2 separate regions of the Mus musculus genome follow, and region 2 is linked to region 1. The links are chromatin loops, found by intact Hi-C in ENCODE. Cell type or tissue: heart. All regions are shown on one strand. Each heading gives the region's core, and the rest is flanking DNA. Links, peaks and the distances in the headings are about the cores only. Region 1 holds the start of Hivep2 (human immunodeficiency virus type I enhancer binding protein 2). Region 2 overlaps Hivep2 (human immunodeficiency virus type I enhancer binding protein 2).

Region 1 (15,994 bases), core at 6,174-8,673:
TAGCCCACTGTGAGTGATATTATCCCCTAGCAAATGGTCCTGGGATAGATAAGAAAAATAGCTATATATAAATTTGCAAGTGAGCAAATGATTTTCCATAATTTCTTCTTCAAGCTCCTGCTTCGACTCCTTCCCCATTTTCCCTCCATGATGCACTGTGTCCTGGGAGTGTAAGTTAGCTACATTTCCTTCCCTAAGTTGATCTCAGACCATTTGCTTCATCACAGCAACGGAAAGAAAAGGCCATGGTCAATCCATATCTTTGGCTTCATGTCTTTGGACCCATGTATGGACAAGACCATTGACAGATAAAAAGCAGAGCTGCGCCACAGAAAGACCAAGTCAGCACAAGATGTACTTTTCACGGAGAGGCTTCCAGTGACATACTTTGTCCAACCCATCCCTACCTTGCAGTTGTGTCACATCTCAGTAGAGCATCCCTAACCTTCCCACCCTCCAGGATGGTTCTTTCAGTGAGACCATGGCCAACAGGAACAACAGGAGACCTTCTCAGCTGTGTATCTCTCAGGGAAGAGAAGATGAGTGAAGATGAGAGACCAAAAATCTTTGCAAAGGTAGCTCTCTAAGTAAGCTTCAAGCTCCTCTCAGAGTCCGTGGATTCCTATTTATAAACCCTCCAAACATTAGGTGTCCTCTATGGGTCTTGCCTAAGCATGTGAGTTTGCCTCAGCTGACATCACTCTGCCAATCTGGCCAAGCCCATGGAAGTGGCAAGAGGCTGCCATGACAACAGAAGGGTTTTTTGTTTGTTTGTTTGTTTGTTTGTTTGTTTGTTTTTGGTCTGTTTCTTTCTATGGAGTCCTGACAAAAGGAGCTCAACTACTCAATGTAGGGTGGACTAACATGTGCATGTCAGTAGCGAAGCATCCTTCATCAAGTGTCCTTTCATGCGCTTGTATTAGCAGAACATCATTTCACCTGTGTCTGCTTCACGTGATTGCTCCAACAAAACACTATCTATCCAGCAAAACTGACTTTCCAAAGAGCCCTTAAGTTTCTTTTCCAGGTCTTTATTAGGATGCTTAGACTTGTCTCCTATTAATAATTTGAAAGACAATGATATTTTCATTCAAAATCGTGTAGCTTCAGGAGATCTAGGTATTCTTTATACCGCTAGTTATGATTTTAGCTATTTTCTCCACATATCAGATAAAATGGATGAACAGGAAAATGGAAGATACATTTGACAGAACAGTATAGTGGCCGATTCTTTTTGTGTTGTTGTTTAAGATCCATAAATTTGTCTGAGGAAATGGCATGTCAATGAATTATATTTTCGCTCTGTGTGTGTGTATGACAATCTAGGGTATAACTCCTCAGGCTCTGTTCACCTAGTTTTGAGACAGTATCTCCGCCTGAAACTCACAAGTAGTTGAGGCTAGATAGCCTGCAAGCCCTGGCTATCTTCCTGTCTCTGCCTCCCTAGCAGTGGGATAGCAAGTGCATGCCATTTTGCCAGGCTTTTAAAATGGGGGTTGTCAGGTTTGAACTTGGATCTTCATGCTTGCAAGACAAGCACTTTACTGACCGGGCTTACTCCCCAACCACATTTGCCACAAGTTTAGAGTAACATTTAGTACTGCAGTCCATACAGAATTTATAGTTATAGATATCAGATACATCATTACGCTCAACTTCTTAATTTAAACAAACAAGGCAGAATTAGAGATGTAGTAGACAAATCTGTGTGACTCCTCTCAATGATGAGCAATGTCTCAGTCTTCCAAGTGCAATTGCAACCAAATGGATCATTGCTCCACCTGAGGCTAATGAATAGTCAGACATAAGGGCATGGCCGAAGCTGCCTTAGCTACAAGGGAAGATCTTCTCCCAGTGAGACTGCTAAAATAGTTGATGCCAAACTGGAAGCTCTGCTACCTTGCTGCCAAATGTTTGACTGAAGGACAAAGAAAAATGGAGTTAAAAAATACCGAGAAACGGCCAGCGATCTAACTAGGGGAAGAAGCACACCTGCTTCTAGCATCTTGCTGAGTTCCAAATTTCTAGCTACAGCAGGTAAAGAAATCCTTGGGTTGTGGTTGGAAAATGAGATGCTCCCAAAGGCTTGTGTGATGAGGTGAAGCTCTACTGAGATGTGACACAACTGCAAGGTAGGGATGGGCTGGACAAAGTATGTCACTGGAAGCCTGTCCGTGAAAAGTACATCCTCTGCTGACTTGGTCTTTCTGTGGCGCAGCTCTGCTTTTTATCTGTCATGGGGTCAATGGCCTTGTCCATACATGGGTCCAAAGACATGAAGCCAAAGACATGGAGTGACCATGGCCTTTAAAAACCACAAGCCCCAAATCTGTGTGGCTCAGTTGGTTCTGTCCATTATTTTGTTATAGTGATAAGAAAAGTAAGTAATGCAGAAATTTGTAGTGGACAACAGGGGATATCTCTGTTGCTAAGGCCTGACCATTTGGCCCATAAGGCAATGGAACTGGCTTGTTGGTGAGTATTTGGAAGTTTGAAGAAGTGAGTTAAAGAAGCTCAATGTGTTATAAGCAGAACTGGCAGGGTGACTGGAGAGGCTCAGAGGAGCAGACTACAGGTAACAACAATACAGACAGGAAAGTTTGTTTTCACATGATCTTAGATTGAAATGTGGAGTTTCTCGGGAATTTGGGCAAGAGGGCATTTGTGTTACACTTTGGTAAGTAATTTATTTATATTCATGCCCAGAGACTTTGGGTGAGGCGAAGGGAAAAGGACTGGACTAGTGTAGTTAATTTGATGAAGAAAATTAAAGCCAGCACAGCACTGAGGTTGTGACACGGTTATCACTGGCTGCATTTAGTCAGTCAATAGTGAGAGCTGGAAGCAAAAACGAAAGTAGGAAGATTTAAAAATCATGGTTTTATAATTAAAGTGGGAAGAAAGTTAGAGGTAAGGGTCATGTGGTTTCTGAAGAGATTAGCCCACATATATATTTGTGTGTATGTGTGTGTGTGTATATGTATATATATATGCATATATGTATGTGTATACATATATACACACACACATATACAACTACCTATGTGTGTATACACACACATATACACCTGACTCTTATCTCTTTCTTCTTCCTATTACATAACTAGTCTTTAATTTTTAATCTCTTTTATCTTTCTACTTTCATTTTTACTGCCAGTTCTCATTTTAAACTGGCAGAATGCAGCCAATTATAACCATATATAAATATATATGTATATATACACTAATGTATACATATAGCTGGTTATTATATATATACACGGCATATATGCATATATATGTGTATACACAAAGGGACAGTAGGGGAAAAGTGCTTTTGAGGCATTGTAGAAATTAGTCACATGCCACTCATGGTTGACTCAAAAATATGAATATGTCCATACCTTTGAAAGTTTCCCCTTGAAAGGAGAGAGCCTCTGAGGGGTCCTGCTTGAACAGAGTCAGTCTGGGGCCAGCTAGGAAGATGAGTCTTCTGGATTCATTGCATATTGTTCAGTCTCTAAGGTCCTTAGAAGCCATTGCAGCTATGGCCAAAGATGATCTAACTGATGGATCGTCACATGGTATAGCCACGTGATGCCAACATTACAGGGTCATGGAGGCTTCCACCCTGATCTCAAAAGGGAAGCCTTCGAGGCCAGACATGTGAGCGGCTGCCCTATGAGGGCAGTGAGTAAAGCTGTAATGGTACAGCTGAGATTGGAAAGCGCAGAAAGCCGTAGAGGAAAAGAATAGGCAGTGAGTCGAGTCAGCTTAAGACAAAAGCCACTTGGGTGCAAATGAGATGTTGGAGAACTGAGGTGGTTACCCAAGCATCTGAGACTCACTTCACACCACAGCATGGCCCCGTTTCTGGACACGGTGTTTGTTGTGATGGGATTCAGTCTTGCTCACATCTGATCCTCCCTGCTCCTTTTCTCCCATTCTTCTTTTTTAGGGTAGGCAGGTTATTGTATCTTTATCTTTTTGTTTTTTGTTTTTTGGTTTTTGTTTTTTTTTGTTTTTTTTTTTTTTTTTTTGACAGGGTTTCTCTGTGTAGCCCTGGCTGTCCTGGAACTCACTCTGTAGACCAGGCTGGCCTCGAACTCAGAAATCTGCCTGCCTCTGCCTCCCAAGTGCTGGGATTAAAGGGGTGTGCCACCACTGCCTGGCAGTTATTGTATCTTTAAGTATTCTTTCTTTTTTTTTAAATTTAATTTTACTTTAGAGGCCCTCATGGCTAAGAGTTTGCTGTGAGTCTCAGTGCAGGCGTTGAATTAAGTATTGTACCTCTGAAGACTTTGGGGAGTACTTCTTGATAGACTAAAACATTTTGCATTATAAAATGTCCATAAGCCTTGGTGATCAGGGATGGTGGTATGCTGTTTTCTAAACCTGAAGTTCCCTCCTAGGCTTACCAATTGAACACTTGTTCCCCAAATGATTGTACTATTTGACAGATGTTGGGAAACCTTTGGAGTCAGGAGTCTAGATGGAGGAAGTTTATTTTTGGAGGTTACCTCATGACCCCATTCCTTTCTCCTCATCTTAATGATTTTTCTCCTGCTGTGACAATACACTATGACTAAGGCAACTTATAAAAGATGGAGTTTCCAGTTCCAGAGGGTTAGAATCTGTAATGAAAGAGCGAAGGCATGGGAACAGGTGGCTGGAGCCACACCTCCTAATGCTTCCCATACAGTTTCATGAACCGAGTACGATTCCCATTCAAACCACCACACTTCTCTTGCTGCTTCCTGTCAACTGCAAGATAAACAGCCTCATCTTTCATGTGCTCTTAATAGCAGAGCTCAGGATTTGACTACAAAAGCCTCAGTTAGCAACAGGGTTGGTTCTAGATACTTTATGTATCTTTTTGATGATCAGATTGTGTGACCTGTTGAAGTAGGTCTTAAGCACTAGACTGCAGTAATGGTTAACTGTGTTATCTGCTAGAAACACAGTCTCAGGTTTAGAGGGGGACTGGGTGGTATAAAACTTGCCTGTCTTCAAACTTGTCCTAGAGTGGGAGGGATCCTTATGGTAGCCTGGAGTGCCCATTTCACTTTGTTTTCTCAGGCACCCCGTGCCTACCCTTCTCCCCTTGGGGTCTACACACATTCTGGGGCTGGAGGCCTTAGGTTAGTCTTTTCTATTTCCTGAAAATCCTTCTCCTCCAGATACTTGCAATGCTAAATGATTCCATTAATCCCAGGTAGCAAGATTCTCTTGCCATGTCTCTCTGACCTGAGTGGTTGACATAGTAACAGGACTACGCAGCCCTCCACCTACATGATTAATCTACCTTGCCTTTTCTCCTTCCTCTCTGAGTGTCTTCACCTTTCAAAGTCCTATACAGTCAGATGATTCTCATATTTATTACATACCCTGCTTCTTCTCTCTTTCTTCTGACTAGAAATCAAACTCCTTGATTCATGGTTCCCTCATTTGCTCACTGGTGTGTCTGAAGTATATAGCATACACTCGATACATGTGTTTTTAGTGATAGCAATTTTTCTTCTTGCCACAGGGTGAAAAACTGTAAGTGTACCCAGAATCATTTGTATTTTAGTATCGTAATACCTCACAATGCAGAGTGCCAAAATCTTCTGTCCTTTGAAACTGAGAAATGCTGAGAACAGGGTGAGTGATGGGGTGGAACTGGTCGGTGCTGATGCTCCACAGAGGTGATCCAGCTGGATTTCCTGTGACTTATTTAGCCTCACTTCCCATGGGGTTTTTCTTGGGGGTAGTAGTATGCAGTTTTCTAACCAACGTCATCTTTAGCTTTGGAGGGAGAATTTTTCACTTATTATACTACCCATCTTATAAGCAATCAAATATCCAGATTGTGAGCAGTGTGCTTGGGAATATAGATATACAATATGAATTATAAGAGAGATTTGCTTAGATCAGTGGTACACCTTTCCAAGAGAAGCTGAAACAGCAGGCCAGGCAGGTGAGACGTGTGGGGAAGATGAAGATGAGGAGGGGGGAGACAGGAGCCCAATGTCCCACTGGGCATCTGGCTTTGGAATGGCTAGTACTGGTTTACACTTTGTGCACAGTGGCTTGCAAGAGACAAATCTTGGGCCTATTAGAGAGAAAGCAGTGATTGATGTATAGAAAGGTAGTGAACGTTGTCCCAGTTGACATTCCATAGTTATTGGTGGTTTGCCTGCCTTAAAGGAGAACTATGGTTCAGTTCTTGGGCCAGGAATTCCGGAGGCTAACTTCTGCCCTTCCCACAGGGTCACCTGTTAGCTGGTATTAGCATTGATACATGTTTTCAACAGTTGTCCCTTCAACAATTCAGTCCACAGTTTCTTCCTTGAAGCTTGAAAAATTTCAGACAAAGCAATCATTGAAAAAATGTCGAAGATTGATTAGAGACAATGTTTCCAGTGGTCCTTCCATTGTAGGATCAGAGAACTTCTTAACTGTTTATAAATTGCCTCCCTTTAAAAGTATGTATTTCAATGACTCATTTACCTGCATATAGTCACAATATCCTACTTTCTTTAGCCTTTTAAAATGTGGTTAAGTTTTCAACTAATATTCACTTCACCAAAGCAAAGCTGCCTGCTACTCTCTCTGTTTGCTCAATTTCTGAGTGCTTGGGCAGCTGCTCTGTTGTGTTTGCTGAAAAGAAATTGGATTCTTAAAGAAACGGAGTAATCTTCTCTATTAAGCAATTAAATAAAACGGACTTTTAGCGTGTGGACATGAAAGTGGGAGAAAGAGGGAGAGTGTGGGGGTGGAACTTTTTAAAAATCACATTTGGATTTTAAAAGATGTAACTTAAAATGATGCTTGGTAGATTTTTTTTTTCTATTAAGGCTTTCTAGTTTAAGGCAACGGGCAGCTGAATATCAAGGAACTTACACAATGAAAGGAGAGGTTGCTTAAATGGAAGCAGGCCGAGTTTGAGATCCATTTAAACACACACACACACACACACACACACACACACACACACACACACACACACACACACACAGAATTAAGTTTATTGCATATCTCCAACTTTTCTTCTTCCAAAAGCGACTAAAAGTGCATTTTGTAGAGTTGCTCTTCACAGCAATGCTGTCACAACATGGGGACTCTCATAATACTGTTTATAGGTCAAAACCAAAACCAAAACCAAAACGAAACCAAAGGCGTTTTTCTCCAACTCATTAAAGAGGCGGCCCTTCCTTTTTAATATATTCACTTGTAATGAGAAGGGTAGCGATTTTTTTTTTTAATGTCTTGACATTCGGTAACTGTGAAAACTGTGAATGGAAACCTAAAACATCTTAGTTATTATCTGCCTTAAAGCAGAACCAGAGTTCAAGTCTCAGGCCCGGAATTCCAGAGGCTAATTTCCACCCCTCCCACGGAGTCACCTGCTCCGGGGGAACCCCGGCCAGAAAGCCGGGTCGCGCCAGGTCAAATCTTGTGCGTCTCTTGTTTACTCCGCCCCGGGCAGGGCGGCGGCGCGGACAGGCGGGTGGGGAGAGGGTGCTACGGCCCCGGGAGCTCCTGAACGCTCGAATCCAAAGAGTGGGCGGCGCGCGGTCGAGCTCCGTGGAGAGCCCACCCGGAGGAGGCGCTCCGGGCGCCGGCACCGCCCAGAAGCCAGTGTCTGCGCTCCAGCGCAGCGACCTCTTGGGAACCTCCCTTGAGGGTGCACACGAGTCCACACACGCTGGGTAACGGCCCGAGGGAGCCCCGGTGTCCCCCGGGTGTTGCCGGGCTGGGGAGGAAGCCAGAGTCCCGGCCCCTACTCGCTTGGGATTCCCTTCCCCTCCCCCAGCCCCGCCCAGCTCTCCCAGGGCTGGGTGTGATTTCAGTCCCTAGCAGAGAACCAGAAGCGCGCAGCTGGAGGTGGCAGCTCGCCCCCTTTCCCCCGCTCGGCCCCCCAGGAAGCCGGCAGCTGCTCCCCGCACCGCTGCCCTAGCCTATTTGAATACCCAGACGAGGGCGGGCGGCTTCCTGAGCAGGGTGCACCCGGGGCGCCCTGGGGAGTGACCCCGGGGAAAGCAATTGGGGCGTTTCGAGCTCGTGAAAACTTCGTGCTTCCGCCCCGGCACGGAAAATGCTAGTGAAACACACTGTGAGCTCCAGGGGCTGCAACATAATTCCCCACCACCACCCGAATTGTTAACAAAATCGTGAGTGCAGCTGGAGGGTGAAGAGGCGAGAAATCCTTGGTACGCGGGCAAAATGTAAGGATCCCACAGATCACAAGGAACCAGTACGTGGGAAAGGGGGCTAGAGAGGGAAGGGAATGGGCGCGAAGGAGGTTTCCACACCCTAGTAGGAAATTCTCAGACCGCTCCAGACTCGCCAGTGTTTCTGCGTGGCAAGCCGATACCCGCTCTCAGCGGAGATCTCGGCTCCGAGGCAAGAGAGCGCGACCGCGACCTTCCCTCCCCGCGCGCCCGCATCAGGGCCAGTCCGGGTCGCACATCCTTCGCCCCGCTGGCCTGCTCCAGACTGGTTTTTCTGGTTCAGCCTCCCTCCCAGGGACGCGCTGGGGGATCCGATGACGTCGCTGGCTGAGTCTCTCCCTCTTCCTCCCTCCCTCCCCTCTCCCCCGCCCGCCCTCGCCGCGCACTCCTCCTAGTAACTTCTGTTCGGGGAGGCGCTGCCAGGAATAACCCGGTGCGTCCACAGCCCGGAGGGGAGGTGGCCGCTGCGGCTCCCGCACGCCGACAAACTGCGGCCCGGGTCCTGCGGCTCAAGCCCCAGCCTAGCGGCCCTGGCCCCCGCCCTGGCTCCATCTCCTAACAGTGTCCGAAAATAAATAAATATATAAATAAAGACAAGAGGAGCCTGGGCTGGCGGTGGGGATCGCCTCCCTCCCTCCTCCCTCCCTCCACGCCCGCCCTCCCTCTGTCCTTAAGGAAATGCTACCAGACACCCCCCACCAGACACGCTCAGCCTGGGCGAGGAGCAGCCGCCGCAGCAAGAACAAGGGCACCGGGGGGCTTTCCTCCCCTCCTCCTCTCTCTCCTCTTCCTCCTCCTGCGCTGCGGTGACTTTACAGGTGAGCGGCCGCCGCGGCTGCGAGGATCCCCCCCACCGCCCGCCGCGTCGCGCCCTCCTTCGGCCGCTGTCACCCGGACTGCCGGGAGCTGACAGCCGCCCGAGGGGCTCGCGGCCGGGAGGCTGGCGGCCGGCGGGAGGCGGGCTGGAGGTGAGGGGGTGGAGAGCTGGAGAGCGGGGCGCCGCCGTGCGCTGTCTCTCCCCGGTGGAGGAGGGTCTCCGCAAAAAGAGAAAGAAAAAGGAAAAAGAAAAAAAAAAAAAGACATCTTCGGTGACTGTGGCACAAGTATTTGCCAAGTTGAGTCTTGGACATTGAAGCTTGCCCGGAGCCCGAGCAACTTGAAAGGTCCTCTGGCTGGGTAGCAGCCTCCCTCCACGCTTCGACTCTTGGGTACTGGGTGCAGCCCTGGGGTGCGTGGAGGGCGCACCGGCCGCTGGCAGAGCAGAGCGGCGGGAATCTAGGTCCCTTCTCGGCTCGGTAAGTGGCCTCGGTTCTGTGTTTTTCCTGCCTGCACCAGAGATCGAGCTTGTTTCACTTTACCCTGAAATCGCCTTCGCCCAACTCCATCGCCCCCTTCGCGGCGCGCGCCCCCGGCCGCTTTCCTGGTGGCCCAGGGGTAAGGGTCGGAGGAGGCGGGGATGGGGGAGACCTAAGCAAGGGGGGGGGGGTCGGGCGCATTAGGAAATGCGGGGAATACCCTGGCCGAGGTTCTATGCAGATGAGGGGAGGCTGCTTTGCGTAATGTCCTGGGGGGAGGGGGCCGCGCGGGAGCGCTGGAGGCAGGAATGTGCCTGGTTACTAATGAGGGACGTGCACCGGCGCGCACCGCCGGGCCACCGCTGCGGCTGCCGCGGCCGGCGGTCCGTTGTCAAGTAGCGGGGGAGGGGGCGCGGCGCGGCGCGGGGCTGGGGGCGGTGCGGGCGGGAGGGCGAGCGGGCGAGCGGACGGCAAGGGCCGGGCTGCCGGCCTGCGGCCGAGCGAGCGCAGCGGAGGCGCTGGCGCTGGGCATTTCTGTGACTCCTTTCTCCTCCCGAGCGAGGAAGGAAGGAAGGAGAGAAGGAAGGAAGGAAGCGAAGAAGGAGGGGACTGTCTCCATGGAAGGTTCAGGCGGAGGCGCCCTCGCCTTGCGGGTGCACCGGCCGCAGAGCGGCTCCAGCCGCCGCCGGCTGGCCCCCGGCGCTTGGAGACGGGTGGGGGCGGATTGCATGCTTGTTTGTGCTTCTGGTCGGGGGATCGGGAAGAAACATGTGTGTTTGGGCAGTGCACCGCGAGGAGCTGGGTCTGCGCCTTTATGTCTGTTCCCTGAAGTGGGTGGAACGTTGGCCCGTTCCGGGAATGTTCCATGACGTGGTGCAGCCACAGGAAGGGGGTTAACGAGGGGCTCTCTGCCGCGGCGGCTCTGCTGGCTGCTATCAAAGCAGATGTGCTGCTGCCGCCGCACCTCTCACCTCCCTTCACCCCCAACCCCCTCCTTTCCATTCTGTGCGTCTGGTGCTGGTAGGGCTAAGACAGGAAAACATAGCGTCTATGTATGTGTGTGTGTGTGTGTGTGTGTGTGTGTGTGTGGTGAGGGTGATGTGTCTGTCGTATTTGGTGGGGGAACGACTCCAGATCAGCCTTGCCATCCCAGCTGTTATCACAGATCGGTGCGCTTTATACGCATGTGCCTCCCGCGTCCTGTCCCTCTTACATAACATATCCAGTGCAGCAGAGGACAGGAGAAAATGCGACCCCAACCCTCCACGCTCAGTCTCTGTGGAGGCTAGAAGGTCGGAGAGGGTCTCTGGATGTTGTGCTGCAGGGATGCGGCTCCCAGTGGGGAAGAGACCGAGGGGAAGCAGGGTCTCTTGTAGTGGTTCCTCAGTCGCCTACTTGAAAGCATCTAAGTGCAAAGGACTGCAGGAACTAGTCCTCTGAATGCGAAAGCTTTTGACTTGCGTCGCCAAGGGAAAGTGGGCGCTCTCACCTCGGAGACGCAGAGAAGAGAAAGGGTCTGTAATACAGTCGCCTGGAGGAGACCCGCAGAAACGTGCTTGGGCTGAGAACAGAGGGCAGAGGGGTTAGCATAGAGGCGACCAGAGGAATCTCTTGATAATAGGTTACACTGGAAACCCCAGGACACCTGTAATGGCTTAGAATTCACACAGGAAGCTGTGTGTGCAACTGACATTGCAAAACCCTTATGCTCTGCACAGTTATTTAGGCCTAAAATGAACACAGAGAGGCTTGCTTCCGGTCCTTTCATTATAATAGAAAAATTGAACTGATTTTTTTCGTTCTTCCTTTTCTGCCATTTTAAAAATAACTCTATTTAAAAACTATATTGGTACTTTCTTCCACTTCCAAAGCAAGACTTCAATAACTCACAGGAGGGCTGTTTTTGTTTCTTCTTCTTCTTCTTCTTCTTCTTCTTCTTCTTCTTCTTCTTCTTCTTCTTCTTCTTCTTGTCAATGCAGAGTCCTTTTCGAGGGCTATTTTTTTCTCTTCAGCAGTTTCTTTTGCCTGAATAATCAAACCCAGAAATTACTTGAAGTATTAATAAGATTCATACTAATTACATTTTCAGTACCCCCCCCCCCAGAAAAAGGCCATGGAACTTTAGACCCATTTCCTTTAGTGATAATGATTCTATTTGTCCTTGAGCAAACCAAGTTGTTTTAGATATATTCACATATCGTTACATACATAAATGTGTTAGGATCTGTGAATGCCTGGTTGCTTATATGTCTTATAGGCATGCCAAGATACAATGTTACAAGTTACCTAAGACGGTTGTATAATGGGCTTGCTGGGTTTGAGTTTTAGGATGCGGGTCCAGCAGTTTTATTAAAACTGGAACGCTGTGCATGTGAATAAGGTAGAACTCATTTTTTATTGCTAAGAGAAAATTCTGGTGGAGCCCTAACGAGTCGTGATATCAGGTTACAACTGCATTCTTATTCCAAGCAGTCAGGGAGTCTGCAATATCCACAGACGGACAGTGTGCTTCGAGTGTCATAATCTCTTTGACCACTAGGCTTGAAGTGGGCAGTATAGTTCTCATGTGCAGAAAAATAAAACATTATGATTACAGTATATATAATTAAAATAAATGTTATGATAAAATAAATAGTACAGGGCCGACTCTTTTGAAAATTATCTAATATAGTTTTTTTTGCTTTGAGAATAGGAGGGGCATAACACAATTGACATCTGTAATGTGTTTCAGTGATTGTATTTTATTAGATTAATTATTAGTACCAACTAATATTTATGTATTTAAAGTTGCTTAAAATTAAGTAGATTAAAGTTGATTTGGGACAGTTAAGGAGGATGGTAGTCAATATTAATGATAGTACAGATTTAGGATATGTACTGTTATATACTATAAATATAAGACAGATTATATTTTAACTGGTTAGATGGGGGGTTGGCAAAATAGTATTGACATAGATAAAACATTTCTGTAATAAATGCCATAAGAAGAATTTATTTCTGGTAACATGTCACATAAGGAAATGGTCCTGTTTGGCTACATTGGAAGGTTACCTAGCAGAATCTCTTGATTGATCAGCTCCCTTTCCATGGGATGCATTTACAGATCTTCTTGTTACTATGAAACAAAACAGAAGACAACATATACGCAGGCGTGCCTTGGAGAGTAATAGCGCATGTGTCAGCTTGAACTGTTGGCACTGTGACATTATTCAGAAGTCAGGTTGAGTGCCCTATGCTTATTCCGGTAAAATGATGAATTTTATTTTATACTTCGGCAGTGTGTTGTGTCTCTGTGTGTGTGTATGTCTTTGTGTGTGTGTGCGCGCGCTAAGGACTTCATTTCAGCCACAACAACAAATAATAAGTTTGCTATTTGTGTTTCTTTTCAGCTCTTGACTTGGTACCTGTAGCTAGCAGAGTTTACTTTGAAAACTTCAACATAGGAAAGACTGGTAGAAAATATTTGGCATGGTGAAAGTGTGGCGCAGTATTAGATGTGAAGTATTTGTAACCTGGCGTGGTGACTGTTCTAATACTGGGAATGTGGCTCACAGCAGTTGGATATGTGCTGTGGGTCGAAAGGCTTGCTCCTCTCCTGTTAGCTATCATACAGTTTTCACACATTACTTCACACCAATGCAGGGAGAACTTTTTGTTACTTTAGTCCTTTATATCAGACCTGCAGGTGGAGAAGTGGCTCTCTTGTATACCTCTACTTGAACATTTCAGAATTAGACTTCTCATTTACGAAGTTGCATGTGAATTCACTGTGGGTCTGTGGTTTGACTAAGCCTTGGTATGTTGGTGTTGTGACTTTTAGAGTGGCATCAGAGAGAGGAGCCAAGGGAGTTTGCTAACTCTGCTTCCTGGAGTTCGGGTTTCATCTGGAACCTCAAACTGTGCAGGTTAAGTGGGTGTGTTTTAGTCACTGAAGGTCTTCACTAATGCTGATGCTTTCGTGAGGGTTTTTCTTTGAAACTGTGGGTGAACATAGAGTATTAAAAAAAACAATAGGGAGGGGCTGGAGAGATGGTTCAGTTGTTAAGAGCACTGACTGCTCTTCCAGAGGTCCTGAGTTCAGTTCCCAGCAACCACATGGTGGCTCACAACCATCTGTGATGGGATCTGATGTACTCTCCTGGTGTGTCTAGAGAGCAACAGAGTACTCATATGGATAAAATAAATAAGTCTTTTTTTAAAAAAGAAAAAAACGATAGGAAGGCTTTTATGATAACAAAGTTGTATGTGCTTGAAGGAAATGTCTGAGAAATGGTGTTACTTTCTTACTGGTTCCTGGTGTCACAACAGAGCGGTGCTGCCTTTGTGTTGTTATGGTAAAACTTAAACAGTTTGAAAAATCAGTATTTGGTAAAGGTGTTAGACAGCTTTTAGGTCGTTTGGAAAACTATTTTAGCATTAAATTGTTGTGACCTAATCTAAAGCTTCACAAAGGGGATGTGTTTCTTGTCCCCATTCAAATTTGACTTCTCTGTGATGATCCAGTAACGTGGGCCTTGGTTGGCTATGTGTTTGAACTGAACCAGAGCTGATTGAGTTTCTGTCACCTTGGTCTGGAAGCAAGAGTCAAGTAAAGAAAAGAGGATGGGAAAGTTTTGAAAGAACAATGTAATTGTCATGAGGTTGGGAGATGTCCCTGTGTTCTGGGGCTGAAATCAAGCCAACGGGGGTGGAGGGCTGATAGCAAGAGAGAAGCGATAACAAGATAAGGCCAGACCTTGAGGGTCAGGCCTCCTCCTAGGCAGGTTGTGACCGCATGAATGATTATCCAACCAGGCAGAAATGAGGCCCGCTCCTAGCAAATTAGGCTGTTTGATGGCCATGTTATTGGCCAGGCTAGAAGATGGTTGTTGGAAAGTGAATGTCCTGGGGCTGGATGAAGATGGATAACAGACATCTCCTTTGTAGTGTTTGTTTATCAGTCAATCGGTTCTGACCCTATGGAAGTTTCTAATGGCACTGGATGCGCTGACTTCAGCTTGTACTACTATTTGTAGTCATACGGAGTTTATATTTCAAAAATATTTATTTGGGGACTCTAATAAGCTGGATTAGCCTGTATTATTGATCCAATTGATAAATAACTACAAATTCAGAGCTTTTTAAATCAGGGTCTTTGTGTTAAGTAACCAATTAATCTTTGGAGCCATGTATGAACTATGTGTTTCTCAACAACTAGTGAAGAATGAAGCTTTACAGTTCTCCAGATAATTTATTTACATGACTGCAAATGTCAGCATTTGATTTTCTATGATTTGGGGTCAGAGTAACATAATGTTGAAGGAAAAGAACTGGAAACAAAGACTTGTGAGGATAGCTTTCCTTTCACTTGTATCATTTTATTAACACAATCTCCATCTTATTTATTACTGGAAGATGTAAGTCTCAGTCCACAGTTCAAGTCCGGACTCTGTAGACAACCTCACTGCAAGACAACACATCACTTACCTCCAACTTTCAGGTTTCTTTTTTAGCCTGGAGAAGATGTATCATTTACCAGTAAACCTTACTTATACTATAGAATTAAAACGTCCAAGTCCTGGAAGAATAAAAGTGGAAGCTTCCTGCTTCCAAAACTGGAAAGAACAGAAGGAAGGAAGAGAGGATTTAAAACTGGGAGTTTTGAAGGCTGAATAAAAGAAATGAACGGGTGTGGTAGGGTAGAGTGGAGGCGGTGAGGTGGGGCGGGGCATAGGCTGGAGGCGGGGCTGGGAGAGTCAGGCAATCCTGGAAAGGTAGCTGGTTCTAGAATCTCTTGGACCTTGAGAGTCTATGGAGGAAGTCGGTATGCACCTGAGGATTGGGCCCGAGCAACAGTGCTTTGAAGTGTGTGACTTAGTTTATAAAGTTCTTGGTGGTAAGGAATTGGTCAGATTGCCATAAAATTCACACACACACACACACACACACACACACACACACACACACACGGAGGCTGACTATTGAGAACGCCATGTAACGTTCAATATGGAAGCTGTCTCTGTTGTGTGACAGTGAGACTTCTTCTGGCTTTATCTTAATGTTACCTTAACTGGAAGTAAGTAAACAAAGCGATTAAAATACTTTATTAAACATTGCCCATGCTGGTCTGAGCAGCATTTTAGGCGAATTATCTCATTATTATTTGAAGCAATGAAGTTTCACCCTAGAAAATAGTCACAGCGATGGAGTGCAAAGGACCATCAAATACCAGTGTGTAAGAGTGCTCTTAGTTACAATCATAGAATGCTTGTACTTTGGGGCGGGGATGTTTAAGGATTAGGTGATTCACGAGCAAGCTATTAGAACACTGTTTTTATTGGTAATCAGGTGTATCTAAGTCCATGGCACTGTTGGATAGTGAGTGGCGGGTTTAGAGGCAAAGCTTCATTTGGCAAAAGAAAGCAGGTCATGGGAGATCTTATGCATTGGGGCAGAGTCACTTGATGTGAAAGGCCAGCAAAAAACTTGGGATTTTTGGCAGCTTACCTAGGCTTCAGGCAAACG
Region 2 (15,994 bases), core at 7,737-10,236, 93 kb after region 1:
AGGCAAAATGTCTGCACTTGTAAGCCTCCATAGGCTATCAAGAAATCTGAAGCCTGTGCATCTGCCAGCCCCAACCAGACGTTTATCAGCAGCACAAAGCCTGAACTTAAGATCCAAGTAGGAACGCAAGGGTGGGGAGAGTTAAGTTTCTAAATAGTGAGTATTCCAGTTCCTAGTCTGTGACTGTGTGAGTAGCAATCCCTATCAGGGGACTTCCCCTGCTGGCTTGTGGCAGGAATTCCCTCTCCCCCTCTCCCAAAGGCTGGGACTTCCTTCTCAAGGACTGCCCATGCTTCTGACTCACTTAATTCTTCTGTCTCTTCTTTTCAATTTTCTTCCCCCTGTGGCTGCCAGTAACTGGACCAACCTTGCTGCCTCTGACAAAGACGGGAGCCATTGAGAGTGTCCCTGTCAGTGCAGTGCCAGGTCACTGTGTACGCCTCCAGACAATGCGTCTTGCTATTCTTACATGTTTGCTTATTTGATAGTTCTTCCTGGTCTTTTGTGGCCTATGTTGGGGAAGACTGTTTTATACACTATTGACTCAAGTCCTCAGTTTGGCGATCTGGCAAGAAACTGTGCCATCCGCGGTTGGCAGTTTCTGTGGTACTCTTATTACATTGCCTTAGGCTAATTCTAAATCCGGTTATGTAAGCGTTAGGAGGGGTAGCTTCGAGTGCCAGTTACCATTTGTGACATTCGTCTAGAGGGGAAACAGTCCAGATTTCCAATGCTAGATATAAAAGTGAACTTGGGGAATGTGACTCTTTTTAAATAAGATGAGGAGATGAGAGACAGGCGAGCAGGTGGCATAGACCAGCTGGTACCCATTACAAGTGAGGCTTTCCATAATGCTACAGGGAGATGCTCTTGGTAGCGAGGTCAGAGTTCCTGCTTCTGTGGGGCAGAGCCTTCCCCTTCATCCCAGGCTTAGAGAGCTGACAGATTGAAACAGCTGTGGCTTGCTCCTCTTCTAAGGAATAGAGGAAGCGTGCAAATATTTCCTCCGATCCCATTTGGACATGCCATGGAGCACAATCTTTACCAAATGCACAGTCTGCCAAGAGAAGAAAAGAATAGTCACTGTGAATAGAGATCCCAACGACCAATGACTGTAAGAAATAACCAGACAAGTTCAGCTTTAAAGAGAAAGAAAGCAGACCACCTATGCTGTACAAATTTGTGATGAAACTAAGAAAAGGTTAGTTACAAGAGAAGCACAAAACCCCCAAGTCCTTGTTTGTACGTCAAATGATGAAAATGGGAATCTCCAGTGTGTCACACCAGGAGACCCCTCCTCCTGGACCCTAGACGGTCTGAGTTCCCGTTATCCTGTGTGCATTCTCCCTTCCCTCTAAAGTTGTCAAGATGGACACTGTAGACAGGCACAGTTGACAAAGCGAGACTGTGAGAGTGCTGAGCCAGTTACTTCCTTTGGAAAGTTTCTAGAACACCTTACTGATGATTTTAAAGTTGGGTTCAGGCTGCCCCGAGACATTGGATAGTGTTAGAAATGAAATATTAGCCTGGTGGACACTTCCTATTCTGGGGGCTTCCGGTCTTGAATTTCAGAGAGCATGCCATTAAATAATATCCAGACACTGTGTGTCCTTTGTTATGGGACCAACCAGTCACAGTTGGTTTTCAGTAGTTCGGAGATCTGTGGGCATCAGAACCATGCCACACAGCACTGTACGTCTGTTTGTTGAATGAATCAGTGAATAAATGAGAAGGGAAAAAAACCAGTTCATCATGAAGAAGATTTGTATAGAGTGTTTATATTTATTCTTTGAGAATTTTGTACAAATGGACAGTGTGCTTGGTTATATCTCCTCCCAGTCCTTCCCTCCTCTCCTCCTGGGTGTCTCTAATACCATACCCTCTTCCCAACACCAGGCCCTTTTGTTTTGGTTTTAAGTCCACTGGGTCCAATTAGCATTGCTCATATGTGCATGGCCATCCACTGGAGCACGGGCAACCTACCAGGGAACATTTTTTAAAGGAAAAGTAAACGCTAATTTTTCCCTGGAAAAATTACAGGCATTTTCCAATAATTATGTTACTGCAAAATTTAAAAGAGCAGCATGTATTTTTTTTTCATTGTTGCTCTTAAGCAAGGACAGCAGGAATAGATGGTCATTTCTAGAGACAGAGGTCATGGCACCCGCTTGCCAAGTCATCTAGAGGGACACAGGTGTAGACAGTCTCTCAAGTATACTGATAGGTTGATATCAGAGAGTAACAGGCACTTCTTACAGCCAAATCAATTAAGACAATGAGTGAAGAAAAACGGTGGTTTGAGCTGCGTAAGATAGGTTTTGGTTTTGGTTTTGGTGCTGGCTGTGCAGGACTGAGCTTCTTTCCACGTCTGACAGCACCGAATCACCATGAAGGGATCTGGTGACCTGCAGGGTCACGGGCCATGGCAGTTATAGCATCTCAGTATGAACCCATGTCTTTAGCTCTTAATGGTTTACACGAGTCAGTAAGACCTTGAAAATGGGGTGCATATGACTGCAAGGTACGTTGTCTGTTTTTGTTTTTGTTTTTGATGCAGGGTCTCTCTGTGCAGCCTTGGCTGTCCTGGAACTCACTCTGTAGACCAGGTTGGCCTTGAACTCACAGAGATCTGCCTGCCTTTGTCTCTTCCTCCCAAGAGCTGGTATTAAAGGCATGAGATGCCATGGCCAGGTTGTGTTGTCTTTCTTGAAGCTTCTTAAATTCCCACTCTGCGTATCCATCTGTTTAAGAGCCTAAATCGGTCTCAGAGGATTAGAAGACTAATCTTTAGGGCCTTTGATATGACTGGATGGGTAAAGGTGATTTATGGCCAAGCCTGGCAACCTGAGTTTGATCCCAGAAACCTACATGGTATCAGGAGAGAACCAACTCTTGGATGGTTCAACCCTCCAAATACATAAATACAGAAAATCAATCAATCAATCAATCAATCAGTCAGTCAATCAATCAATCAATCAATCAACCAACCAATCAATAAACATCTTCAGCACTTTATAACCATGGACAAGTATCTCAAAATCCTGAGGCCTTGCGTGGGCAACAGTGAGGTGGTGATAAGAAATAATTTTACCTGTTTTATAAGAAATTAATGGGAAACACATAGCAATCACTTAACAGGGTGCTGGAGCCCAGGGGTTCAGTAAATGCCAGTCACTTTCATTGTTCTCCATGAGGGTTCAGATTTCATTTGTATTTCTACATGTTTCATTTACTTAACATTTCCAGTAGGAAGATTAAAAATTTAATAGAAAGCAGGGCGGCCTAAACAGAGTCTGGACTATCAAAGTGAGCTGTTGTATCTTATAAAGGCATTGGGTAATGCCTGGGGCATACGTGTGAGTCTACATGTCAAGACCCAGACTGAAGGCAAGTGGACCCTCCTCTTGGCTAGGAATTAGCATCTGTCTCCAGATCTTCAGTGTTTCAGGCTCGCTGAAGTTGTTCCTTCTTGGTTTAGTTTTGTATTTAATTTCTTTCCTTCTCTTCTCTTCTCTTCTCTTCTCTTCTCTTCTCTTCTCTTCTCTTCTCTTCTCTTCTCTTCTCTTCTCTTCTCTTCTCTCCTCTCCTCTCCTCTCCTCTCCTCTCCTCTCCTCTCCTCTCCTCTCCTCTCCTCTCCTCTCCTCTCCTCTCCTCTCCTCTCCTCTCCTCTCCTCTCCTCTCCTCTCCTCTCCTCTCCTCTCCTCTCCTCTCCTCTTCTCTTCTCTTCTCTTCTCTCTTTTTCCTGACACTTCTTAAGACTTAAGAGCAAGATACTTAGAAAAATAGTAACTTGTAAAAGACATCTGCTCTTTTTATATTCTTCAGACACCAGGCTCATATGCAATGCTCTAAGGTCTAAAGGAACACATGCACGCCCCTGAATTTTCAACCCCGTGAATAATAACAAGGTTTTCAGTGAGCACCACCAGTTAGAACAAACCATCAGAGGGTAATGTGTTTTTCAGTTGGAGTAGTTTCTTGTTGAACTTTTTCGATGTGACAGCTTCTTTGCTTTGAAATGACTTTCAAGATGAGAACATGATAGGGCCCAGCGCATTGGTTTGTCTTGGTGCTGAGGCACCTTAAGGTGCTTGGCATGAGAACTTTCTCTCAGACTTTCTTTCGTTCAGACCGTGGCCTGTCACTGCTATCTTTATACCAGGCTTAGGACTAACCTACTCCAGAGAAATAGTTCTTTAGCCGGGCGCTCTGGGCTCCCCTCTTTGTCTCAAATATTATCTTAAACATTAATAACGCTGGTTAGATTTTCCAATGGAAGTGGTTGTTATTGCGTGTATTTAAAATGCTGCCTTAGAGCAGGGACTTATGTGGATGCTCTTTTCAGTTTGGAAATATCTGGTGGAAGGAAAGCCACCACTGCTTGAACTTCTCTATGTATGGTTACCACAGTTCTGTGTGATTTCTTACCGGTTCCTTTCATGGCTGAACAGCGTATTCCTTTGATTAAAGGCTTGCCGAGGTCCATAAATCAATATTAGTGGTTAGCTAATTGTTGAGAATTTGAAGTTTTACTTTAACACAATCAAGTCATAATTATTTCTTCACTGTGGCCAAAATTTAATCTTGTAAAATCTTGTTAGGACTTTGTTATTTTCTTCCCTCAGGTCTTTCCATTAAAGACTTCTCAACATGGGAAACTGAAAAATGTTGAAATCACTTCCATCTTGGAAAGAAAAAAAAAAAAAAGCAAGTGATAAAACAGGCCCTAGGGCTTTCCCAGCTACCACACTGCTGGTTCCTAACACGCCATATTCTTGACCACCTAAGTTGATATCGCAATAACTTCCTACTTCTGCAGCTCAGCTACACGGGCACGTGGCAGCTGGAGATTGATGTCAGCGGATTCGGATTTGTATTCATGATCGCTGACTCTCCCTCCTTTGTTTCTGGAGCTCTATGCCTCTTACACATACCTGTCTTCATTATGAATTAAACCAAATTTCAGCCCCCAGAAGGACCTCTCACAGCCTGCCGTTTCTGAAGTGTTCTCCCAGGGCCCATTGTTCTGAGCCTCGCTCTGTGCAGCTGGATTTTCATGTTGTATATGTACACATATCCGCCGTGTTCCATACCCAGAAGTGCAGCTGCTCCCTTTGGACATTTCTACCTCAGATATGCCCGAGGGCACATCAGTGTGAGTTTGTTTCCCAACTGAACAGACTTCCTTTCACACTGGGTTTTCTCTCTGTCTCTCTGACAACCGTGGGCTGATGAATGCTAAGAGTCTCCTCTCTCAGACCTCTCCTGACACTAGCCATCTACCCCTCCTTGGACCCTACAGTGACATGAAAGCCTGTACTTCTCATACTTACTCTGATTATGTGATTTTTTTTTGAGGTCAAAGATAATTCTTGTAACCTTTCAATATCATAGCACAGTGCGTAAAAGACTAACAGATGACAGAAATAGTCAGGTATAGAGACTGGAATAGTTAGATATTAAAGTAGTGCCTAATATATATTCTACATAATATATATTACACCATGCATTATATTATACATCATAATATATACTATATATTATGCATTATATTATATATTCTATGTTTATTCTATATTCTAAATTATACATTTTACATTATATATCCTATATTATACATTATACATATATCACATCATATGTCATGTTATATATCATGTTATACATTATACATTATATATTATATATTCCATATTTACTTTATATTCTATATGTTACATAAAATGGTATCTAATATATTGCATGTTACATATATACACACACATATTATAGATATATAACTCATAAATACATCAAACATATATAAATTATACATATAAACCACATACACACATCATCATCATCATCAAGGCTCTTTAGTTAAATGTAGCCTGTAGAACTTTGGGAGAGTGTCCTCTGGCCTTTATGGGCTTGAATGGAGACCTGTGATGGGATGATAGCAGCAGGCAGTTTTCATTTGATTCTCTCCAGGCCCTTTGTAAAACCAGTGCCTGGAGAAAGCAGAAGCCAACCAGTTGCTTCATTTTGCTGAGCCGCCTGCGCTGTACACTCCCTCCCCGTTTGGCCTACATTCTCTTGTGCATTAGGATCGGGGAGGGGGCACCCATCCTTCCATTGTGTAGAAGAAAGTATTTGGAGGAAAACTCAAGTTTCATCAAGAGGCCATTCCAGGTCCAGATAGCACTCGGTGTGTGTGGCTATCCTCACTTTAGGTCAGCTTGAAATCCAGTCCTGTTAAATTCATCTTTTTTGTGTGAATGGTTTCATCACAGTTGCTGTACATTGCAGCAACTCCAGGAGAGAATTGTTATTGGGGTCCTCAGAATGTCACAGAGATTAAAATAGGAATCAAATTGTATTTCTTCAGCAGTAAAATTTGTTAAGCATTCAGATAATAAAGCCATGTCTTTTCTGGTTTTATAAAAAGTAAAAGCCATCAGTCCTCATTGGTTGGATGTAGCCTGTTCAGACTACGTGAACCCAGTATCTAGTTATAATGCATTAATCTGAGCTAATTTTAAAAATATGAAGCCTTAGCTATGAAGAGTCAGCTGTAGTTAGGGTGGAATTCTTGGAGCTTGGATGTGGAGAGGGTGCAAAGTGCCCTTATGTAACCGTCTTTCCCTTTTGGCATCCATAATAACAAGAAACTCACTTCCCGAGGTCATCTCACGTTGAGCAAAAGAGAAAAAAAAATTAAATACATGAGTAAAAATTCCATTTGGCTTTTTGAATATCTCCAAACTTTACATGGATCTGCAACTTGGATGGTTTTTGAGTCTTGATACTGGCTTGGCTGTCTTTTATGAGGAACAACAAACAAAACATCCTGTTTTTCGAACAGTCAGTACAAGTCCCAGGAGAATAATCACAGAAATAGCGAGGGTTCTTCCTATATCAGTTAGAAGCTTTAAAATTTCCATTACTGTTATGTTTTTCTTCTAAGCCCTCTTCAGGAGTGACTAAAACAAAATCGCTTGTGACCTTGGGACCTGGAGTTCTGCTTAGTGCTGGCTGCCCACTGTCACTGTAATAGTGATCACTATAAATGGTAAATATTTGTCAACTTGTGTTTTCTGTCCTCTTCCCTCTAGCAGCTTCATGTTTTGTAGGCTTACCACAACTTCTTTAAATGCTTGCTTATGTCAACATCAGTGAAAGTGGAAGAGAAAAGAGATTTTGAAAGGATCGTAATACAGCTTTAGGATTGATGCAGGGGCCAGGACGGTGATTCAGAGGCTGAAAATAGCTCTTCATTTTATGCAATCAAGTAAAACACTGTACCTTGGCATCCCCACACCGGATTAGCAAGGAGTTGGAAGTTATTCCTCCCTCAGCATGCCATTAGGGATGACAGGCGGAGCTATGATAAACTGCTTGTTTAATGGAGCTTATGCTGCTGGCCTCACAGCCGTGATGTACAGGCCCGATTAGCGCTGAGTGACCTCAACTCGCATACATTTCCTCTCGAAAGAGACCTGACAGGCCCTCTCTGTTCTAATGAGCCTCTCACAGGGGATCCACCCACTTTAAGGTTGCAAGAGTCTCTGCTGTTTGTTCTGTCTGAAAGGATCTTGAAGGGTGGCAGCCTTCATCCTTCACATACCAAGACCATGGAAAGGAAGTTTTTTTTTTTCTTTCTTTCTTTCATAGGTTTGTAGTGCATGCATGTTATGTGTGTATGAGTTAGAGGTCAACAGTAGGTGTTTTTCTCAGCCACTCTCCACCCTATTTTTTGAGTCAGGGTCTCACTCTGAACCCAGAGATCAACCATGAGACAAAACCAGCTAGCCAGAAGACAGAAGGCCACCCAGCAATGGGTGTCTGCCGTTATATGTGTGGAGCGCCTGGGGTTGGGTCTCAGATCTTCAAGTTTGTACTGAAAGCCCTTTTCCAGCCCAGATTGATCTGTTCACAGAACCCTAGTACTGGACAGGGGTCTGTTTCCGGTTCAGTCTCCTGTTTGCTTACCTTTAAAACTGTGAGCCGAAGTTGAGTCCCCAGCTAATTCTGTTTCTGTTGAGTAGGTCCTTCTCAAGCAGGAGCCTGTGTCATGCTTGTGAGCCAGAGTTCGAAGCCTCACCTTAAACCCTTGTTACCTAAAAGGGGACCTGCGAGCTGTGCCCTGCCAGATCATACAGCTGTCAGGTTATAATTAACATTCGAGGTGACTCTTAATTAAACAGAATTGGTGGGAAATATCTGGGAGGCTGTAGCAGCGCTACCGTGATGTTTGCATTTAAATGTTTGAGATTATTCCCCTCACTTAAAGCCCATGTTCAGATGGAGGAGGAGGGCGCCACATCTCACTTAGCTCTATTGTTTTGGACACTGGCTGCAGGCTATAGGGACCAGAGTGCTTTCAGCTTGCATTGTGGTGTCTGTCTTTCAAACAGAGAAGTTGGAGAATGTATATTCTTTTCCTTTTTTATTTCTTCAAAGAGATTAAATCACGGCTCTGACAGGAGAGGGCAGGATCTCTGAGAAGACCTCCCCAGTGCTTGGAATTCATAGATTCTACCAGGTCCCTTCCCTATTGTCCCAGGCAGTGCACTCCCCAAGAGGCTCCCAGCATCTTTGGCTGCAGGCCAGCCTCCCAGGGCCTCTGGCTTTGATGTGCAGTGCAGGCTGTCCTCTGGCCAGGTTGTTGTTGCTGTGGCCTGGGCTTCACTCACAGTGAGTGCCAGGAGGGATGTCCTGTCTGCAGTATACATTTCCATAGCCCTAGTCCTGAGGCCGAGACTCTGCCTTTGACCCACAAGGGGCTGTCCTTGACTGCTAGGCTTAGCTGTGCTTTCTTCTGGTGTCTGCTGGAGGCAGGTTTGTACCCCGCCTGTCACTTGGGAGGAAGATCCACCCCTCTGCGTGGAGGAAGACAACAAACAGCTCCTTGCCAGGTCTATTGTTAGTCAGAAGGGTTTTCTAGGCCTGGTTCAGGGAAACCAACTCAGCCAGCTGAACAGCTTCCTCTGGGGGATGCACTGTTGACCTTGTTTTAGTCTAGGCCTGGCAGCAGGATTCCCAAAGACATCAGTCTGGCAAGGGAAGTCTTACTCACCTGAACCCTGTTTCAACCACAGCTCCAAGCTCGTTGTTAGAAGCCATGCTATTGCACATAGAACCTCTTGACTTCTGGTGGTCCCCTGGGGCAGTTCTAAATGTAGGGGATACCTGAACACGGAAGATTACAGTGGTAGCTAGCCACCAAGGAGTATGGAATGGTTCTGTACGTTCCAGGACGAGCCCAAAGCTGTGCATCCTTCATGGGTGTTCAGTGAGGGAGAGTTATTACAGATGGTCTCTATTGAGAAGTGCCAGTGCAATTCAAACAGAAACTGCCTCAGAATTCTGTCTTGTCCTGATTTACATAGCAAGAGTCACTTGCTGTGTATCTCACTAGATTTGGTAATGATATTTCCCACATAGGGGAGACTGTTCTAGCAAAGCCCCACCTCCATGACAGCGATTTCTTTTTTCAAGTTTATACAGCCTCAAGATGTCATGTTTGGTTTTGTTTTTCCTCTTAAATTCTTTTTACAAGAGCTCACGGTGGGGTTTGATTTTTGGTTTTGTTTGTTTGTCTGGTCACCTCCAGTGAAACTACTTTGGTTTTGCTTTTGCTGTTGTGGGTTTAGCAAAATGAGATCGTTGAAGTTGACTTGCTCACATGACTTAGTTAAGGGAGGGTACCAGGAAGGGCTCTGAGGGTTCTGAGTAGAAAGTGGAAAGGTTTGTAGAAGGCAGGCTCCGTGGTCTTACCAGGGATCACCTGTTTGTACAGTAATCTTACGTTCTACAACTGTTCATAAGTTAGATTTCATTTAGAAGCCTTACCCTGACAACACTTTCTTACCATCAGTGAGTGCGTGAATGTCTGGGCCTTAGTGGGACTGGTGGAGGGAGATAATCCACTAGAGAAAGCTGAGTTCCAGGGCCCTACCTTGTACCAGTGTCATAATAGGTATCTTGTGATGTTCAAACCTCCGGGTTTTGAAATGACAGGATCACGTGTTGCCTAAGTTCTGATCTCTCTTGTGGGGACAGGTAGCACAGCGGAGTTTGCTAGAACAGGTGCATCTCCCGCTGGGTCAGCTGACACAGTAAGCCAGTGAATGTTGGTATGAAGCACAGTACCCGGTGGCATTCCAAGCCCAGTTCTCAGTGTTTTATTGCGGCGATAGCGTCTGCTTGTTCTATGGCCAATGGAAGTAGAATGGGGAGGTAGCTAACCTGACCTAGGGATGCTGGTGTGTCGGATCCTAGTAGTCCTTTCCCAATTGCTTCTCTTGCATTAACTGGTGGCAGTTAGGCCCCCACAGCCCCGAGGTACCTTCTTCAGAGTAGTCTCACTGGGCAAGTTTTACTTTGATAGATCTTTTCAGCTCCCTCTTGCTCTACCACTGAATTCATTGTGCAATATATACACCCTAATGTGGGCTAGCAGGAAAATGTCTCAGAGGCAGTTCAAAGAAACCCAAGGTATAATTCATTTATGATTTCATTCTGTATCTGGGTATGTTGCTTCCTATTGTCAGCCAGTGTGGGAGGAAAAGGAAGAAGGGTGCTGTCGTTGAGGGTGTTGTGTGGGTATGTGCCATCCCAAAGTACTTTACAGGAGAAGAGACATTTATTTTTGCAACCAAAGTAATATTCAGACACTAACAGAAAATTATTAATTATGCCACAGTTAAAAAGTTGTTGCCTAATGCTGTTAAATTTGTTGCCATTAAAGACAAATGTTGACCAGAGACATTGTGTATACACTGGTATCCCTGTTTAGAAAAGGAATGGATAGGTTTTGCTCCCAGGCTTACAGCTACATTCCTAACACTGTTACTGTTGCCAGTAGAGGTTACTTGCACAGGCCTTAGGCAAGCTATCCAGTCCTCAGCATAGGCTTGTAACTCTCAGACCTGAAACTATTAGGCAGAGCTGAGGTTTGCCTTCCCTGGTTAACAGTGAATTCTGGCTGGAAGTCTCCAGTGATGGGAATCTATGACTCAAAGCAGGTGTGCCCTAGTTGGCTAACTCTACCTTCTTGCTTGCCCTGGGAGCCCTTCTCCTTCATTTCTGTCTGCTTCCCATTCTACCCTAGTGCCTGTATCCTCAGCATATCTGAAGCCATTGGCAGCTGATGCTTGCTAGACTGAACTCTCCCTAGTCTCAGCAGTTATCATTCTTAGGATCCTTAGCACACATGTTAGCATTGAGCACCCACTTTTAAAAACACACACATACACTCTCTCTGTCTATCTCTGTCTCTCTGTCTTCCTCTTTCTGTGTATGTATGAGAGGTAGGAGGGAGGGAGGGAGAGAGAGAGAGAGAGAGAGAGAGAGAGAGAGAGAGAGAGAAGCACTGTTCAGTGTTCATATCATAGACTTCCTTCAGTGACTAATGGAAAATCTGGTACTTAGCACGCATTTGTAGTTGACTGGCTATTAACTAGAATCTTGCTTCTCAGACTTCGGCCCTCATCTTGGGGGCCTCATTTCAGACCTACAGGATACAGAAACACCATTTTAATTTTAAAAACTCCCGTGTTGACGGTGTTTTAGAAAGCCCTGCCAAGACCATAGACATCTTCAGCAGCCCTTCTGTTAGGAAAGTATCTGGCTATGATCGAGAACTGCTTACCTCTCCTGTACCTATGATGCAGTTAGTTTAGTCTTTCTAGACTATCAAAGTAGCATGCTCCAAGTTCAGAGATATGCTGTCTCAGAGTATAAGGGAGAAAGACAGCCAGGGACCACTTTTACACACACACACACACACACACACACACACACACACACACACACACACACACACTAGATGTGACCAGGAGATTCTGTATGAAGTCATATGAACTCTGTGTGAATGACTCAAACTATTATTTCACACAAATCATTCACATCTTTCAAATAGCCTCTTGCAGACAGCTCACACCAAGTACTAGACAGTATGATCTGCTTTCCTTAGTTCCTTCTCCTTCTCCTCCTCCTTCTCCTCCTCCTTCTCTCACCCTCCCTCCCTCTTTCCTTTCTCTCCTTTTTTTCTTTCTGTCTCAAAGTATTCACTCCCACTCAGCGTGCTATTTTGAACTCCAGGGAAGAAAATTTGTAGACATCTTGCAGTCTTTCAGGAAACATGGTTCAGATGAAATATCTGCCTTTCTCTATGTGTTTCTTCAGTAAAGCAGAGAAACATGTCACTTGTATTTCGTACTTTCACACAACTTGACACATAAAGTAGCTTTTCAAGTCAACACAGAGCCAGCCTCGGTCCTTCGGTACTCCCTCTCATAGAGGTAGTTGACCTGCTTTCTTTCCTTTTTGCGTGTTGACCTCTTACCTCTCAATATAGAGTCTGGATGTATGGACCACTTAGGCTATCTGAAATGTACGATTATTTTCAAGTATCTACATAGTAGACACTAAATCAGGGAGAATGACATAAGGTTATAATTAGCATGCGCAGCAAAATCCCAGACTGTCTTCAGTACAAAAAATAAGTTTAAAACATTTTTATTGTACGAGGATCTCATGTTGCTCAGGTTGGTCTCAAACTTGAGACGTAGCCGAGGCTGGCCTTAAACTCCTCATCTTCCTGCCTCTACCTTGTGGGTGCTGAGACTATAGGCCGATGTCACCAGGCCTGGTTGTCTTATTATTGCTTCAGGTCATTTACACTCTGCTTTCCTTGTCTTTTGAGTCCAAACCTAAATAACAGAAGAATCAGGAGGCACCAGATAAGGAAAAGAAAGGAAAATACTTTGTGCTAAGCTGTCTGAGCCATCCATTCTTGTTTTAAATGAGCTACATGGTTCTTCAGAAGGGGAAAATAAAATGGCTGATAGGGTTTCGTTTTGGAACTTGTGTTTATGAATAGTTTGATGTCAGGTTTGTCAAGAAAATTAAACCTTTTTTATTTACGATAGGACTTAAAAATACTTACCTTCGGGGGCTGGTGAGATGGCTCAGTGTGTAAGAGCACCCGACTGCTCTTCCGAAGGTCCAGAGTTCAAATCCCAGCAACCACATGGTGGCTCACAACCATCTGTAATGAGATCTGACTCCCTCTTCTGGTGTGTCTGAAGACAGCTACAGTGTACTTACATATAATAAATAAATAAATCTTTAAAAAAAAAATACTTACCTTCTATTTAATCACTGCTTCATCACCTTTAGAGATATTATTCTGGGGGGCTTAAAGAGAATTAGCACAATTAGTTGCGCGATAAGAATGCTGTATTTTTAGCAAGTGAAATGGGATCAGGGAAAGAGACAAGGAGACTAACAGAAGATGAGCATACATTAAATGCGAAAGTCATGTGTCATACACATAGAGATAATTTATAATCTAGTGTGCCTGGTTAACATGTAAACTAAAGTCCAGAAGAGATGCTTCCACTTATTATGTCTAACCATTGTATTTATTACACAGTGCAATTTTAACCATAATCTAAATGGAAGTTCTTAGAGTATGATTGAAGTGCACAGCATATAATACAGGGACTGAAGGCAGAGGAACCTGGGATAAAGCAGGCATTGCAAACACACATGAGGATCAAGGAGTGTAAGAAAAAATTCCCAGGAGCAGGAGGTTATCCCAGTGCCGGCTCAGACACACAGACACACTGCACACAGTGCTAACTGACACACAGACACACAGACACACTGCACACAGTGCTAACTGATGTGGCACAGCGTGTGCATGTTCCCCTGGGACAACATGGAACTGTGTACTTCAGTGTCAGTCACACAGTGTTACACAGTGTGAATCCAAGTTCAGTCTTCAGTATATGGATGGAGAGAATGAAAAGGGAAGAAAAGTGAAGCATGAAACCGACTCCTTAGGCTACAGTGTACACATGCAAAGCAGTCCAGCAAGCAGGGCTGAGACCACCTCCTGGCTGCTGTTATAGAGGGAAAGTTTGGTTTCCAGCACCCACAGCAGTTGGCTCACAACTGCCTATGTCTGCAGCTCTTCCCGGAGCTCTGATGGCCTCTTCTGACCTCCATTGGAATCTGCACACATATTTACATATTTAGATGCACACTGGCTTGCGAGTGCACTCCCCTTCCTGAACCACAAAGCCATATAACTATAAAACTAAAACCAGGACCTAAACATGGTCAAATTACATAAATTTTTCATTAAAGATAAAGACAATAAGATTCTTTTAAATGATAAAATAGTTTTTGTCACCATTAAAATAATAAAAGATTTTGGGGTACAACTGATATTGAATGAAGTGTTTTTTTTAAGCATCAAAGTCAGGGAATTTGCTGAATTAGAATACTTATTTATTGTTGGCTGCTTTGTAAGTACTTTAAATAATTTGGTATGCATTAAATATAAGTTCATAAAGTATTCCCACCTTTTGGTTTAATAGTATTTTGTTTTTGATAATATTTTAAGCAAAATAGCATTTTATTTCTAGTGACACATATAAGAGCATGTGAGGAAGTCCCATGTACAGGGATAATGAATGAAACGACATCATTCTAACTCTAAGAAACAATATGTGGCTGGTGAAAATGAGCTGTCTGAACACATGGAAATAAATGATTGCTTACAGATTAATAAGTAAAAAAACAAGAATGCATATACAGCACAAGGGCATTAAGTATTATGTATTCAATATGATTGTGTTGGTGCAAATAGTGGATTATTTTGTGTTTGGGTTGCAGAAGTAGGAGTGTCTTCCTGGTTCAGATACTTGCAATTTTGTTATATTTTCCTAAGGAAAACTCACATGAGTAACTAACTCAGCAGGGCGGCTGTACTAACCAAGCTGCTAGGTGTAGTGATAGTGGTGATAGAACACTGTGAAGTTGGCAATATTTGGGGTCTGTTCTCTCTCTGCACACATTTCTATCTGTGTTTCTGGTCCTTCGAGTATTGGAAGACTGCTCATGCATCTAAGGACACAGTGACTCAAGTTTACTCCTGTAAAGTGCTGTGAGCCACTTCCACGAGTGCTGTAGGAAGCCTGTATTACCCTGCCCCAGGGAGCATCCCATAAACTCACAAAACATGGTCCCTGTGTATGACCAGGGAAAGTACCCCTCAAGGCCCAGGCATGCAAGACCAGCATTGTCCATTCGTTGAATTTATTGCATATAAATAGCTGAGACAGTCCAATGGGTAACAAGCATGGTCAAGTCATAGCTAGACATAGAGCATTCGCTGGGTTAGACATTTTCTAACTTGAAACTAGTCGAAATGTTCAGATGAATTCTTCCATTCCCTGATGGGGCCAAAATACCGATGACTAAGTCACACCCCCTGCATCCCCCACCGCTAATGCCAAGTGTGGTGTGGGCAGCAGGAAAAGAAGATGGAGGGAAGGCAGTTCAGTCCCAGCCCCTTCAGCTAGTTGTAACTGTTTCTGTGGTTTGTAGTATAGGATTGCTGGGGAATGACTGTAATGCCCATGTAAAACTGCATGCATCACTGTGTATTTGTAAGGAACTGAACATTTCTGAGACAATGTCTCCTGGTTTGACCACCTTGGCTTACAGGCAACACAATTGGGTCTTCTGTGCTAATCACTGACAGCCTTGTAACCAAGTCACTCATGAGTGAATAATGTATTTTCCTTACTGCTCTTGAACTTTGACAGGAGGTAACAGTACCACTTTTAGGTGCTTTGCAAGCATTGAAAATGGCCTCTAGTCATTTGAAATCACTGCTACCCCCCAACAACAGATATAGAAAAGATGCCTGCAGCTCTGTAGGTGAAAAGGCTTTTAACATATGGGCCTAATAACTGGTTGTACTCAGAAATGTAAGACTTCTCAGGAGGCAAAAATTATATAATTTAAGGAAACCATATTCTGTCTAAGAAGTGAGCAAGACCGGAAAGGGATGTTAGACTTCTATGTCTGTACAGGTCAATTTCACACTGTACAACAAAATGAAATTAAAAACAATAACAACAAAAAGATTTTAAAGAATTTTAAGCTTGAGGGCTGGGAGGTGGCTCAGTGGGTGAGCAAACACTGAGAC

The links. Peaks named below come from ENCODE experiments on the same cell type or tissue, not always from the same donor. Only the 100,000 strongest peaks of a DNase experiment are listed, where the experiment ranks them.
Region 2: a loop joins it to region 1, with 7 times the contacts of the local background. A loop is called at or near these places in 22 of 42 quality-filtered maps.

The regions. Positions count from the first base shown.
Region 1 is chr10:13,957,208-13,973,201 of GRCm38, forward strand. It overlaps Hivep2 (human immunodeficiency virus type I enhancer binding protein 2), which reads left to right and starts at 9,172. Exons shown (of 9, transcript NM_010437.2): 1 at 9,172-9,490. In heart, for the core only: a CTCF peak has its summit at 7,621; DNase peaks (open chromatin) are centred at 7,594 and 8,474; H3K4me3 peaks cover 1,908 bases; H3K27ac peaks cover 1,470 bases.
Region 2 is chr10:14,048,446-14,064,439 of GRCm38, forward strand. The region is part of intron 1 of Hivep2 (human immunodeficiency virus type I enhancer binding protein 2); the gene reads left to right. Among named protein-coding and RNA genes, the nearest start is that of Gm51759, 71 kb to the right of the region's middle. In heart, for the core only: a CTCF peak has its summit at 8,828; a DNase peak (open chromatin) is centred at 8,646; H3K27ac peaks cover 1,575 bases.